Linked DNA regions of Mus musculus: region 2 is linked to region 1. A link is a loop called in an ENCODE intact Hi-C map of the cell type or tissue named here. Cell type or tissue: left cerebral cortex. All regions are shown on one strand.

What was found. Hi-C counts contacts between places; a loop is a spot of excess contacts. Peaks named below come from ENCODE experiments on the same cell type or tissue, not always from the same donor. Only the 100,000 strongest peaks of a DNase experiment are listed, where the experiment ranks them.
Region 2: a loop joins it to region 1, with 2.5 times the contacts of the local background. A loop is called at or near these places in 13 of 42 quality-filtered maps.

Annotation. Positions count from the first base shown.
Region 1 is chr13:46,254,925-46,262,924 of GRCm38, reverse strand. No RefSeq gene overlaps it. Among named protein-coding and RNA genes, the nearest start is that of Stmnd1, 15 kb to the left of the region's middle. In left cerebral cortex, a CTCF peak has its summit at 4,900 (motif pointing right); DNase peaks (open chromatin) are centred at 4,899 and 6,847.
Region 2 is chr13:46,175,869-46,183,868 of GRCm38, reverse strand. No RefSeq gene overlaps it. Among named protein-coding and RNA genes, the nearest start is that of Stmnd1, 94 kb to the left of the region's middle. In left cerebral cortex, a CTCF peak has its summit at 821; DNase peaks (open chromatin) are centred at 830, 2,345 and 3,073; H3K4me3 peaks cover 973 bases; H3K27ac peaks cover 1,222 bases.

The DNA.
Region 1 (8,000 bases):
GGACCCTGAGGTAACAAGGGCCGGGTGGCAGCATTGAATCACCAGAGACAAGGTGATTGTAGCTATTATAATAGACAGTATAGACAAAACAATGTTTATAATGACCTAGCCCATAATGGTCAGCACTGGAGAGGTGAAATTTATAATGGCATGACTCATTCGGACCTTTGGTATCGGCTAACCAATTATGGTGTTTCCAGGCTCGAAATAAATAAGAAGCCTACTGCAATTCTGTTTGATCTGTATAAATCCAAAACTTCTCAAACAAATGAAAGAAAGACTATGTTGGATTGTGGCAAAAGGCAATCTTGGCCAGTGACTCAATTTCCAGACTTGAGCTAGTTTGCAGACCTAGAACCCCTTGAGTAAAGGGGTGGGCAGGTTCCCCTGAGGAAGGATCTTGATAAGATACCTAAATGTTTTGCTGTTAGCCTTTCTCAAATTCTTTCCCAGAGGGACCCACCGCCTTTTACAAGGGTAACTGTACACTGGGGGAAAGGAAATAATCAGGCTTTCTAGGGTCTGTTGGATACTGGCTCTGAATTGATGCTGATTCCAGGAGATCCTAGGAGATTCCAGGAGAAGGCATTTGCTAGATCAATAGTTGCATATCAGGTACCAGGAGATGTGTTAATAAGAAACATTGTGGCATTCCAGTTAAAGTAGGGGCTTATGGAGGCCAGGTGATTTATGGAGTTTTCGCTGATACTCCCAGTATGTCCAGTAGGTCCCCAAACACATCCTGTGATCATTTCCCCAGTTCCAGAATGTATAATTGGGATAGATATACTTAGAAATTGGCAAAATTCTCACATTGGTTTACTGACCTGTGGAGTGAAGGCTATTATGGTTGGAAAAGTTAAATCGAAGCCTTTTTTGAGTTGCTTCTGCCAAAGAAAATAGTGAATCAAAAACAGTATCGCATTCCTGGAGGAATTACGGAAATTACTGCCACCATCAAGGACTTGAAAAATGCAGGGTGGTGGTTCCCACCACATCTCCCTTTAACTCTCCTACCTGGCCAGTGCAGAAGACAGATGGATCATGGATAACAACAGCTGACTATCGAAAACTAAATCAGCTGCTGTAGCAGACATAAGTTTCCTTACTTGAGCAAATTAGCACATCTCCTGGTTCCTGGTATGAAGTTATTGATCTAGCAAATGCCTTCTTCTTAGTACCTGCCTATAAGGACTGCCAGAAGCAATTTGCTTTCAGTTGGCAAGGCCAGCAGTATATCTTTATAGTTTGCCTTAAGGATATATTAACTCTCCTGCCCTGTGCCATAACTTAGTTAGAAGGGATCTTGATAGTCTTATCTCTTCCACAAAATATCTCATTGGTGCACTATATTGATGACATTATGCTGATTGGACCAAATGAGCAGGAGGTAGCAACCACTTTGGACTCATTGGTAACACACATGCTTGTTGTGGATGGCCCTGGTGATGCCTGTATTTTGATGCTAATTCTGCTTTCCCAGGAGGGGTTGTCTGGAATGAGGAATGAGCCACCTACTCAGGCGACTTCTTGTGAACCTTCCCCCAATGAATAAGGGGCCAATCACTGGGCACGTAGGTGGAACTTCCGGGTTGGATGGAGGAAGAGAGTAAGCAGGAGAGAGTGAGGGGCTTTTTGATGGGAATAGCATAAGGACAAGATGGAGCTGCTAGTGTCTTCCAGTTTCTATGGTAGAACCGCCAGGATTTGCCACTGGAGGATTTAGATTTAATATGGCTTACAAAATTAGGATTCTAGTTGTTGTGCCCAGAGATTGAGTTACCATTGTTTCTGAACTAAGTTTGTGTGGCATTTCTCTTCATGCAGCAGTTTGACTGGGTTCCAGAGAGAAAGGTAGGGTGGCAACGCGTGGGTTTGCCAGATGTGCACCACAAAAGGCCGTGGGGGGGGGTTTAAAGCATGTGGCTGGTGTGGTAGCAACCTGCCAGTGGGAACTTAGTGACCTGGGTGGAGAGATTTTGGAGCTCCGAGTCATAGAGTCTCCATGAGATAAGAACAGGTCAGCCATTGTCTGCCAGAGCATAGGAAATATATATATATATATTTATTTCCTACAACATATGTGTATCAGAGGATGGAAGCTAAATCTAACCAAAATTCTTCCTCAGTGAAATTCTTAGGAGTTCAGTGGTGTGGGGCATGCAGATATATCCCTTCTAAGGTGAAAGATGAATTATTGCACCTGGCCCTTCAGACCAATAGGACAAGGAAAAGGCAAGGTTAAAAGTAAAATTACTCCAACTGTACAATTACCATATATCAAGATACCATGATAACTTCCCATAGCCTTTTCTCCTGGTGCATCATGGTCCAGAGAATTCAATCGCCCATCCTTGTGGAGTCATGGAAGAGGTGTTTTCTGTCCTTAAAAACAAATGACATTATATGCAACCTGGCTGTCAAGTCCTTGGACCTGGGGCACCAGACAGTGTGGGACAGGGAATCCCTGTGAAATGGACACCACCCGGGTGAGCCTCTACCCAAGTGTCTGCCCAGAGGAAGTCTCCAAGCTATAAAGACTGAATGGGGAATACACCTGAGTGGAGTCTAGGAATGGGCAAGGGACTCAGCTGAGAAGAGAGGCCAGGCAGGACAAGGATGGCTCGGATTTGTAAGAGCGCCAGAAGCTCAGGTTAGCCAGAGGAAGGGTTGTGGAGAGTTGCAGAGGCTGGAGTAGTGAAGACTCATTTACATTAGTGCAGGAGAGAGTTACCCAAAGCAGAGAGGGAAATTCCTAAAAAGAAGCAGAGAGGAGGGGGCATAGAGTTGTGGGTACCCATTCACACCAGTCAGACTGGAAGACAGATTTAGTAGTGGGAAAAAGTTAGCCTTTCCCTCTTTACTGCTTGATCTTACTTAACATGCTGTAAAAGGAAGGCCCAGCGTTGGCATGCTGCATAGCTGCAGAATGATTGCCTCGTATGCATGCATGCAAAATGCACCTAGTGCCAAATAAGAGAGAAAGAAGCAAGACCTGAAACCGAGCCCAAGCAATGAAATTGCACACCAAAAACTCAGTTCAGAAATTCTGGACCTGAAACAACCCTGTGACCCCAAAAGTAAAAACTGATTAAATCTGACATCTATCTGACGTCTTGCCAGGCAATGAAGCAGGAAAAGATGGAACCATAATTCTAGGAGACCAGTGGGACCTTTTCCAGGAATAGTATGCATGTTTGAATTCTAAACCAAGACACTAGCGTTTGTTCTAGTTTCCTTTCTGTTGCTGTGATGAACAACCACAGCAATTTAGAAAGGATTTTTCTGGCACTTCCTCCTTGTCATAGTCTATCACTGAGAGAAGTCCAGGCAGGAACTCAAGCAAGATCTTAAAGGGGAAGTCGTGGACAAACACTGATGGCTGGCTTGTCCTAAGACACATGCTTCATCTCTCCAGGAATGTCACTTCCCAAGTAGGCCGGGCCCTCCTACTATTATTATCAATTAATAATCAATTATAAGTAATCAGTCTTGTTGACCCCAGACATGTCTACAAGCCAATCAGATCTGGTTATTTTCAAAATCAAGACCTCCTTCTCAGGTGACTCTAGGCTGTGTGTCAAATGGACAGTTAAATGTCACCAGGACACATGTTTTATTATTATATCACGTACACTCATAGACTCATAGAATCAGAGAGAATGAATAGGAACATGAGAAATATCAAAAAGATCCGAATGGGCTTTTCTATTTTTTCTTTCTTTTTTCTTTTTCTTTTTTGTTTGTTTGTTTTAAAGACAGGGTTTCTCTGTATAGTCCTGACTGTCCTGGAACTCACTGTGTAGACCAGACTGGCTTCAAATTCACAGAGACCCACCAGCCTCTGTCTCTCAAGTGCTGGGATCAAAGGCATGTTCTACCACGGCCAAGGCCAAATGAACTTTTGAATCTGAAACTTTCATGTATGAGATTTAAAAAAAACAAACTGAATTCAATGGGATTAACAACCTATTAGATACTACTGAGGAAAATATGAGAGACCTAGAAGACATAGCAATGAAATTACTCCAAGTAAAACTTATGAAGGAAAAGATTAAAACCCCCAAAGGTTATCATGCACTGATGGATAACTTCACACACCCCAAATATATATATATATATATGTATGTATAACTGGAAAATACATTGAATGGCATAAAGTCATAGCACAAGACCAGGAAGGGAGAAATGAAAACATAATTGAAGTAAAGAAAAAAAGCATGGTAATATCTTTGGATAAGTTTCCAAAGATTAAAAAACCAATTTCCCCAAACAAACAAAAACAATGCCACAGCACCTTCCCCTCCCCCCTCAAAAAAAACCTACTCTTCCAAGTAACTGACAGGTTAGTTGTGTGTGGTATCTAGCTCATGTCTGCAGTCTCAGCTCTTGGAGGCTGAGGCAGGAGAATAGATGCCAGTTTGAGCTAGCCTGGGGCACATAATGAGTTCTAAGGCAGCCTGGGCTCCTTAATGAGACTTGTCATAGAAGCCTGAAGCCACTTGAACAACAACACTTCCTAAGGACATGTGGCAATGGTTGCCCGTGATTTCAGAAGTCTCGTAGTTGGCAGTAGTTAGTTCTGTGATCTCATACATAATTTTTCCTGTCTGAACATCTAAGCATGGACCTACCAGCTCCTGTTGGATTCTTTTCCAAAACCAAATAGCTATGCCAATTGTTTATTGAGACAGTGCCAGAGAAGGGACAACAATGTTTTCAGGTCTCCTTTAAGAAAAGGGTGCTGGTTGGGGCGGGGGAGACTCCCTTTCTAGCTTTACTCTGAGACAAGTGAAGGTGAGGACTCTCTCCCAGCCCTCTGTGGAAGCTGGAGTCCTTCTGGACTAACAGTGGCTTTTGGGATGCTGCTGCTGTGATTAAGTCACCAAGAGCCACTGGGGGGCGATATCACCGCACCGATACTGAGTGCTACTCTTGCTTTTACTGTGTCCAAAGCTCTGAGTAAACTTAGGTGGTGGGTGATCTGGTGCATCTGTCTATGCTACAATTAAGTCCTAATGCACTAATTATGTCTCCTCTCAAAGTAACAGTGATAATCAGTGGAAGCAGCCAATACAGCCCGGCAGACTTCTGAGCTGGGTGCATTTGCTCCCTTTTCTTGTTTCCCTTTTATAGAGGACTCTTTGGAAGAAAGTGGGAAATGCCTGGGCAGCAGGTGGAGATGCCTAAGAGGCAAGTTTATCAATATACTCGAGACCAGCCACAGGGTGATCTTCCCAGCATCTTTCTCAAAGAAACATGCCTGGAGTCAGACGTTTGGAGTCCTATTTCTAAGAGCTCTGACTATCCTTTAGCTCCTCCATGAGTCTGCTACATTTAATAGAGGCTTCTTAAGTTCCTAATATAGGCTTCAGGTACTGTGTCCTGCAGAGATAGCCGTAAGGATACAATGTAAGCAGTAAGGATACAATGTAAGCAGTAAGGATACAGAGTAGTCCCTGCTCCAAGGTACCAGAGTCTGGTGAGGATGAAGACAACAGATTAATGATCAAATCTCTAGTCTCAAATCCCACAGATGACGTGAGGAAGAGTCTAAGTGCCTGTGAGATGGTCTAGCACAGGAAGGGATGGTCAGAAACTGATATCTGAGGGACAGATGAAGGAGCAATGCTCTAGGTTGTCCCCAAGGAAACCTGGATTAACCAGAGAGACATGATGTCCTTTAATGACAGGGCACTCTCCAGATAATGTTAAGAGTTTGAGATCTTTTTTTTTTAATTTGGAAAATTAAATGTTGAGTGATCCATTCATATCTTTGCAAGGTCAGTCTGGCTTCTGTTTTTGGGAAAAATGTTTGGAAGGGAACTGGGGTCAAAGCAGCGGGAATAACGAAGAGACAGGGAGACAGTCTCATCATCAGGAGACATGTGACAAATGCTTCACAGAGAAGAGAGGACAAAACAGATCCCAGACACACAGTGAGCAAAGCAGGTGAGGCAGGAGCGAGGCGTCAAAGGTGACCCTTTAGCATCTGACGTGGGATGTGGTGGAAGGAGGTGACATTTACTGAACTGGGGAAGAGGGGATGATGAACAGAAGAAGACCGAGGGCTCAGTTTCAAACATGATCATTTTGGATGTCAGGAGACATTCGAGTGGGGGAGGTAAGGGGTTGAGGGAGATGATGTAAGGTCAAGACTCAGTCTTAGGAATCACCAGTGAAAAGCCCCAGAAATAGATGAGATTACCTCAGGGACACTACAGCAAGTGCACTAAGAACCCAGGAGGACCAGCTAAGAACCAGACCTTGTGGCTGGGGGGGGGGGGGGGGCAGTGTATAGAAACGGAGGGAAGATCTTTTCAGATGGAGTCACTTGGGTCAGGAGAACTTTCACAGTACACTCTAGAGTCCCCTCAGTAACTAAAAAACATTATTCAGTTAATCCAAAGGATGTATAATCCAGCTTAAAGTTTGAAAAGGAAATGGCACATGAGAGTCAGAAGTAATATTGATGTCATATTGGATTTCCACAGCTGCGATTGAATGCCGGTCATACACAACCAAAAAGTCGAAGGGTCCATTTGGGCTCACTGTCTTAAAGGATTTTTGTCTGTGGTCATTTGACTTGATGGGTTTGGGCAGCAGAGCACTGGAATGTCTTCGTTTAACTGTTGACAGGAAGTACAGGGAAGCAGACAGGAAGAGGTCAGGGCAAACATACCTCAAAGGGCAGGAGTCTGGCGACCTACTTCTGTAGCCAGGCCTAACATCGTAAGGTTTTCAGAAATTCCTCAAATCGCACCTCCAGCTGAGCGTTCACTCATGAACCCACTGGGGGAACATTTCATAGTGAATCATAACAGATGGGTTGTGGATTTAGACTCGAGAGGTAAAAATTTAAAACTTGGAAGGACGCTTTCAGGATTTTAGAACACTAAACATATCTTTAAACACACAAGTAGAGAACAACTGTCCAGGATAAGAATGATAAATACAACTTTTAGTGTTTAAATCTAAGAACTGTTTCACGGGGACTTGTGGTCTGAGTTCAGCCTTGCAGCTGGGGTGTATGAGCGCTGCTTGGGCAAACAAAGGGGTGGGGCTAGGCTACATACCATCCTTATCACCATCAGGGTGCAGGGATGGCAGAACTGAGCCTAAGATGGGGGCCCCAGCCAGGGTAAGAAACTACGCAGGCTGAGGATCCCTAGTTCCCGGGCACCCAGGTGCTGATAGGAACCTCGAAGAGTTGGGATTGTGATGAGCAGGCAGGGGTTGGGGTGGTAGGGCGAGGATGGGGTGTTGGGGGAATCCAGCTTAGCTCAGGGTGAGTGTCTGGAGTGCTAGAGGCCTTCTGCAGGGGACTTATTTGGTGAGGCTCTGTATGATGAAGCCTCTCTCCTCCCCCATGGCGGTTCTTGATGGGAGAGATGGTCCTTGTCCAAACTATTTACAGGTAGTAGAAAATAGATATGTAGGAGTTACTCAGGGTAGACCAGAGATTTAATACCTTTTACAGAAAGGAAGGTCTGGAAAGAGAAGCTTATTGACCCACCAGGGCCTTTCTAGATACTTCATTAACATGGAGAACTCTTTGCTTTGTACTGTGTCACTAGTTGAAACGATCCCCATGAGGAGTGTCGTGGCCATGTGCCCCAGGACAGGAACCAGGTCAGGAATAGATAAAATGCCTACCATTCTCAGACACGGAAATTACCGGGGTTTCTAAATCCACTCAACCTTCCCAGTTTTTGTCTGGTGACACTGTTCCACCGGCACCACAGGGGCTGGAGCAATTGCTGAGCTGTTATGAGCCCATACTGCTCTTTGCAGAGAACCAGAGTTACATTTCCAGAACCCATATCAGGCGGCTCAAAACTGCCTGAAACTTCAACTCAAGGGGACTCAGCATACTTCTCTGGCCACGCACGCACGCACGCACGCACGCACGCACGCTCGCACGCTCGCAGACACATACAGTCACAAAGCCAAAATGAGTTGACTATCTCCACCAGGGATTCTCCAATGCCACCTCTAGG
Region 2 (8,000 bases), 79 kb after region 1:
TATGCTTTCAAGGTCCTTGTCCAGATTGTTGAAGTTAGTCTGTTCTGCACACCACTTCTCAATAGTCAGAGTTTCTGTCAACAGCCCCGGTATGTAACACAGTTCTACATGATTGGCTAAAACCAACAGATGGTCTCTCTCAGTTTTAGAAGCCCATGCTTTTGACTTCAAGCTCCCAGCATGGGCCATGCTCACCTGAAGGATCCATGGTAGACCTCTTCCTTGCCTTGGTTAGCTGCTGGTGATCCCTGGCAGTTCTCAGAACCCTTTGGCTTATAGTTATACCCCTCTGACTTCTGCTCTGTCTCTCTCTGTGACCTTTTCTTCCTTGCTGTAGCTGTCCATCTGTTTTTCCTTCACCCAGCCTTTATGTAAGAATACCAGGCACAGAATTAAGGGTCAACTTTTGGGCGGCATGACCTCATTTTAACTAATTATGTGTAAAACAACCCCATTTTGACCTATGATTACATTCTGAGGTTCTGGGATGGCATTCATGTCAGAAAAGACATCATTTAAGTCAAGCCCTTGTCTGCGTTCCCATCATCGATGCCCTGAGAACCAGAGATGGTCTTTTCTTCATCGGAATTCGAGAGTCCCCTTAGTGTTTTTAATCTTCACAGTGGTTCAGGACTTGGATTCCGTTTTGGAATCGTAGGCATCAGACTTCTTGATGAGGGAGCGAGCATACCTACCTTGATCATGAAGGCAAGATGTGGAAACTGTAACCAGTTATGCTACCTTAGTCCAAGCACAGTTCTTGCAAAGACTCACAGGAGTAGGGCTTATGGGAGTCTCTACATCCAGTAGTTCCTATCCCAGCCTCTAGATGGAGAACTAGAGACTTAATAACTCTAAATCCTAAAAATAATTTTCCCGAGTCCTTGTAACAAAGGATTAAGAGCTACGGGCAATTAACAGCTGCTGAAAGACAGAGACTCTGCCTCCTCCAGGGACAGCTCCCTGACAGGTTATCCAATCCCGAATGGTCAGTCCTAAACACGCACACGTATGAGCTCAGCAGACTCAGTAGGTTGCATTTGCATATACGTATGTGTGTATGTACATGTGTGTGTAATAATGACACTTAAGTAAGAAGAGGTCATGAATCTGAGAAAGGATGGGGAGGACATAGGAAGAGTTGGGAGGATGGAGAGAGAGGGCTGGAAACGATGCAAACACAACACTAAGGCATGAGATTCTCAAAAAGAGAAAGCAAACAAACAAATAAAATCCTCCCTGGGGTGGGGGTGGGGGGGCGAGGAAAGAAAGAAAAAGAGAGTTTTCCAGCAAACTTAGATCCCTAGATTCCTGAATTTCATCCAATTGAAACCTGATGATTATTGCTATTGGTGGGGATCACAGAGTCTGTGTGTTTGCTGTGAAAGTATTTGAGTTCTGTGAACTGGAAGACAGTTTATAATTACTCCCCTCCTTTGCTCTGCTACCTAGAGCCATTCACCAGTGCTTTGGCCCTGGGCTGTCAACTCTCCTTTTCCCAATTCCCAGTTTTAGTTTTCCCTTTGCCTCGCTTACTGGGGAGTCAGGTCTTAATGCTGTTGGCTGCTTGTGCCTTTTCTCCTTGTGTACAGTCACAGGAGGAGGCCTGGCCTTCAGCTTGCTTACTCAAGAGGGGTGACTGAGGGCTCAGCAAGACAGACAAACAGACCCACTTGTCCTTCCATCAGTGTGTGGGTCCAATGACCCCAAATGTCCTCCTAAAGTTTGTGTTGAAACCTTAAGCCCCAACCCAGGGTATTTGCCCTGGTTACTACAACCTAGTTACTTTGCACGTGTTCCCTTGGAGGGGATAATGGGATCCTGGCCCTTTCTCCTCCATCTTTCCTTCTTCCTGCCATCAGGAGGCAAACAGACCTCTTCTCTCCACGCTTCTGCCATAATGCACCCTGTAAGCTTGAACTGGAGACTCGGAAACCAAGAGCCCCAACAAACCTTTCCTTCTTTTAAAGTTGATTATCTCAGGTATTTTGTTAGAACAACAGAAAGCCGACTAATAAGATCCGTGGCCCGCCCGCCGTTGTGTGTAAGAAGGACTTAAGTCACTGACAACTTGGGAATCCCCACTCCTGTTTCTTGTTCCCACGAGGAGGGCATGAAAACAGGCAAGGTAGCCACTACCTACATCTTCAGTAACTTTCTGAAGTGGGTCTCCCTTCCCCTCCATCTTACCTTCTAAAGCTAAAGCAGTATCCTACCTTCCGTCAAGAGCTCACAGGAGAAAACCTGAGGCAAATCCAGAGAACTGAGGTGGACATCAGACACAGAAGCACAGTGAGGACTATTTACAGACTGACAGGCCCCACCGGGAGGGAAGTGTAAACAGAGCTATTTGTTCAGCAAAGGAATTGTCTTTCCGCATTTCTATTTTCATTCGTCAATGCTCGAAAGAGCATCTTGTCAGTCCTGGTTTTCCTATCCTCCCACAAATTTGTGTTCTACAATGCCTCTGTTTCTCCAACCATTGATTTCCCTTTATAATCTGTCTCGGCTCTCTCTCCCTCTGCTGGGATATTTATGACCGAGTAGCTTGTATGCTGCTGGCCATGCATCAATTTACCTTTGAACACATTCTATTTCCTCCGCAGCTCTCTCCTCAATAGCTTTATCCTGCTTCACTTCCCCGGCATTTGCTCCATTCTTCCAAAATTAGCTCCACTAAAATGTAATGTCTCTAGTTTCCCCCTTCTGCTGTGGCTTCAATTCTCCCTGGTATAAACATAACTATTATTAGCCAATCTTTTTGCTGTGGCTAAGTCTGTGGCTAGACGCCACTACTTCCTCTAGCTATGCCCTTGGTCCGAAACCCTGGCAAATAATAGCAGATCTTGCTTGCCTTGTGCTAACGGATGGCATGAATAGCTGGCCTGTTTGATGGACGGTGGCTATTGTATAAGTTTTAACTGCTTGCGGAATGTCCTGGTTTGTCACAGAGCACAGGGCGTCCAGCTAACTCCTCCTTTTCCTGGCACTCTCAGCTCTGCTAAAGCTGCTATGACAGCACATCTTGCAGTTAAAACACAAATTCCCTTTGGGCCAGTAAAAATGAAGGCACGGAGGAAGTTCATGGGCTGGTGTTTATTTTGAGTCTTTTTTAATGTGCTACGTTTTGTGATGACTACGCATTCACGTGGACCCTGCACACGCCTCCTTTCAGCCCTTTCAGGATGCTCGCCTTGCAGATGCTCATGCTGTTCTCTGTCTCCACTGTCCTCAGGATGTTTTTGTATAGCATTGAATTGAGAGCATAATTTGATGGACAGGATGGAAAGACTGATGAAAAAAAATGTGTTGCTGTTTCTGCTTCCAACCTTCTGGAAGAGTGGAAAAACACTCACCTTCCTCAACATTCACTGTGCTACAGCTGCCAAATTACCTAAGAGGACCTAAGAGCCAGTTGGCTTCTAATGTGACAGCAAGCTTTTTTTTTTTTTTAAAGAAATTATGCATTGCACTGTCTGTTTCTGTCTAGAGCAAGTTCCGTGTAATAAGAATGGTAATTTACTTCTTCTTAGCCCCTATTCATTCAAGAACCTTGAAGTGCTTCCGACTTCTATCCCTTCTGTGGAAACACACAGCCAGGCAAGGATGGATCAGGTTAGAACATTTGTGTGGCCAGTTCTTGGTAGCCTGAGTCTCAACCAACAGGAAGGCTGGCCTTCTCTTGGCCAGAGCCTTCATCTTTTCCCACCACCTTCCCTCTGCACACTTGTTACCTCTGCCAAGCCACAGCTTTCCTGGTGAACTTTGAGGAGCTGCCTCATCCTCTCCAATGTACTCCCCAACTCTCCATGTTTCCCCCACCTGGCCCAGACTCTAAGAAAGACCTTGTTGGAATCCTTTGAAGTCTCCAAGGCATCAGAAGCCCCGCTGTTTCCCTGTTTCTATCCTGCCCTCACTGGTATGGATTTGAGTATGGGTAGTCAGGCAAGCGTGAAGATAAGAAGAAAGACAACAGCTATCCTATGGACCTTTCTTTTCTTATACATCAGTTCTGTAGCCCCACCTAATATTTATAGCTCTTAATAAGAACAATAGACAGGACAAACTGAGAAATACATTGATTCGTTCCTTCCCGCAGGTTTCCATTTGTGTGCAGGGCACAAATGTACACTCTGTACTGTTGGAGACACGTTGCCTGCCCTTGTAGAACTCATTTATGCCTAGCAGGAAGATGGGGCTGAAGTAACCTATCCAGGACCTTGTAGACAAAAGTACCAAGTGCTGTGTAAAGAGAGACCAACAGATGCGCTTGGAAGACTTGAGAGATGTTATGACTGAGTCTAGAGAAAGAAGATAGATTGTAAAGGAGATATGGGGTTGGCTCAAGGGCAGAGTGGAAGCAGAAGCCATTTAAGAGGGAAATGGTCAAGCGATCAGGTGACATTTCCTATCAGCAGGTCTCAGTTGTGGATGAAAAGTTCTACATTGGTCAAAATATGAAGGATGACCATTGAGCAGGAAGGGGTATCCGCCAATAGGACAGATGGCAGATGTCTTCCTCCATCACTCTCCACCTTCTTCTGTATTTGAGGCAAGGTCTCTAACTGGTCTGGAACTAATCCATTCTAACAGGCTGGCTGATCAGTTGGCTCCATATATCCTCCTGCCTCCAGCTCCACAGCACTGAAGTTGCGGGCACACACTACCACATTGGGCTTTATACATAGGTGCTGGGGGTCTGAACTCAGGTCCCCTTGCTTGCACCACAAACACTTCACTGAGCCCTAAAAGCACAAGATAGGCACTTTAAAGGCCTTAATTCAAAGACAGGAGATTTTTAATTAGAATATTAAAACAAATCCATAAAATCCAACTGTATAATTTGGCAGCAGAAGGAAGCTTAACTTTGAATGGCTCAGACATTGGCCCTCATCTGATAAATATCTTCTTGCCTCTGTTAGCACAGCTCTCTGGGAAGCCAGATCATCACAGGGAGGTTGTTCAACACAGGATCCAAATTAGGTTAGAACTTTCAGTGGCGTAGGGTCTGGTAGCTCATCATCATATCTCTTGCTAGGAGGGGCTGTGGCATACTTTCCTTAAGCCCTTAAAACATCTTTATCCGGACTCAGTGTTTACATAATTCCTACCTATTTTTTTCAGTATACCTTTTCTTTTTACATCAGTCTTTATTTATTTCTTCAAACCCTGTCATTGATTTCTCAAATACTTGTGCACACAGATGGACCACTGCCACCATTTGCTATTTCTTGGGATCAACAGCCTCCCTCCAAGTTTAATAGAAATACAGATTCCGACACTTTTTGCAGCCCATGAGCCAAGCTCAAGTACCCTTCAGCCCTCATTATAGCATGGATTGTTATTTAGAAGTTAACCAGCTGGAAATTCTTTGCAGAGCAGCCTCTGATGACTGAACACGGTCATTTTATTTCTCTGTCACAAATGCATCCTTTTCCAAAGGTGAGTAATTTCAATTTTCATGCGGGGGATGCTAAACGTGCAGGGCTTTCTGGTAGAACGGCATCCCGTGCAGGGGTAAACGAGGGCGGCCAAGTCAAGGAATGGTGACAGTCCTTTCTTCCCTGCCTTTATCTCTCCTCTTGTATTTCTTCCCCAGATTTCACTCTACTCGACTCAAGGGCTATGTGACAATTCCTACCAAAGTAGCAAATCAAAGCCCGGTGTGAACAGGAAGCAGCAAGCGGGCAGAAAGACGGATGGGACGAGATTCTTCCTCCGTGTCTTCTATGCTTCATGACTATCCCGTTTTTCTTCCTGATGCTGTGACCAAAAGCAATTTAGGGAAGAGAGGATTTACTTTGGCCCAGAGACTCGGAGAGACAAAGAGTTCCATCAGGGTGGAGAAGACATGGCGATAGCCAGGGAATGCATGGTGACAGGAACAGGGAGAGGACTGATTGTATCCCACCACGACGGGAAGTGGGGGGAGAGAGAGAGGGAGGGGGAGAGAGGGAGAGAGGGAGAGAGGGAGAATCGGAAGTGGGGCCAGGCCATAAACCCTCGAAGCCCTTCCTTTGAGAAGTTCTTCCCCCTCCAAGGCTCCGCTTCCTAAAGGCTCTATCATGCTCCTGAGTACAGCACCACCAGCTTGGGAATGAGCATTGAAACATACAAGCTTATGGGAGTATTCCATATTCAAACCACAGTGGTCCGCAGCCAGCCTTCATCTGTTGTCACAATTCCTCATTCCGTCTTTCTTGTGCCCTCTGCTTCCAGTAGCTTCTCAGTTTCCCTTTGCTGCCTTCTTGACTGCATCTACCCTCAGTTTGTCTTCTCTCTTCTTTCTTTCCTATCTAGAGATGAGGGCAGAGATGCACACACATGCATGTGCACATGGGTGTGCAGGTGTACAGATTGCATCAGAATAGACTTGCTTGTACTGAAATCCAGGGAGAAACCCATCTGCCCATTACCCCAGAAGTAGGTTCTAGGAGGGAGATAGGACGAATGGGACCCTCACCTAGAATTCCATCCTTCTCTCTGTGTGATTTTCTTTTTTCTAGATAGGCCTTCCCACTGTGTTTGATTTCCTTTTTCTTTCAGGAAGGAGACCAAGGTAGGATGTCATAAGTGTGTGCCTATGTCATCCTCTTCCATGTGTTCTAAGAACTAAAGTGACAGAGGCCAGCTCTGGACTTAGGCCAAATTCCCTGAAACACTGTATCATCTCACTTCAGCCAACGATTTTTTTTCCTGACTTATTTCCCAAGTAACAACCAGCATTAGGACCCAAGTCCTCTTCCGACACTGTAGGGATGGATAATGGACAGAAGATTCCACAGAGGCCTTTGAGTGACTCTGATTTCATGTAACTTTGGTAACAAAATCATTTTTATTTGAACAAGTAAATAGACAGTCACTTATCAAAAAAAAAAAATAGTCAAGTTTCTTACGGTAAATACCCAATAAATGAAACAGTTAGTCATAGCAACATTGTATGCCTCATGTTGTGCTTCTAGCTATATAAAATATCTCCAAATAGTCTTTGTGATGAAGGGCCCAGGGTTACCACGTCTCCTTTCTAGTACATGGTCCCAGTGCATTATTGCAGCACCCCAGTGTTCAGACATAAATGCTAAAAGCAGCAAGAAAAGGAAATTTCTAGCTTGAAATAAAAACAGGTTGGCAGTTTGAGTGTTGAAGTAAGAGGGACAGGCAGTATTACCTGCTTCAGAGACACCGTTCCCCTTCTTGTATTTGCACTGAGAACACCTGTGCTGAGATGGGATATCTATCACCACGCCCCCTTGCTCTGCCACGCCCCTTGCTCTGCCACGCCCCTTGCTCTGCCATGCCCCCTTGCCCTCATCTTCCCCTGTTCTCCATAACTGCTCTGTTCCCTTCACAGATGTCCTCAGGCTCCTTTTTCACTGCTTGACAACAGTCCAAAGGTATCACCTGCAGCCTGAGGCACATCCTCACAACCTTCAAGCCTGTCTCACAATGTGCATAAGTTCACTCTCCACCAGCTTTCATTGCTAAGGGTCTTCTCTGCAGCCTTGCAGACTAAATGATCATGGTCGAAGAAGATACATTTTAATGTAGCAATCTTGCTCATTTAAAACAGCGAGATCAAGTATCCTGGCAGTGTCGGGCTAAGACAGTGTGTAAATACAGGGTACATACTGGCAAAATGTACTAGGTGGATCTGTGTATCACAATAGAATAGATAGATAATATATAGATAATAGGTAGATAGATAAGTATGTAGGTAGGTACATATATGTAGGTAGGTAGGCAAGTAGCAAATAGATAGTTGATTGATATAGATGTTAGATGATAAGCAAATAGAATAGCTATTCAGACAGACAGATTAGATAGATAATAGATAGATAGATTATAGATAAATAGATGGATAGATATAAAAAGAGATACATGCATGTATACATACATATATACATGCATACATATACCAAAAGATGGTTAATGTTGGTTTATACGTAGTCTAGGTTAATTTCTTTATCACGTCAATGACCAACTTAATTTTAATATTAGCA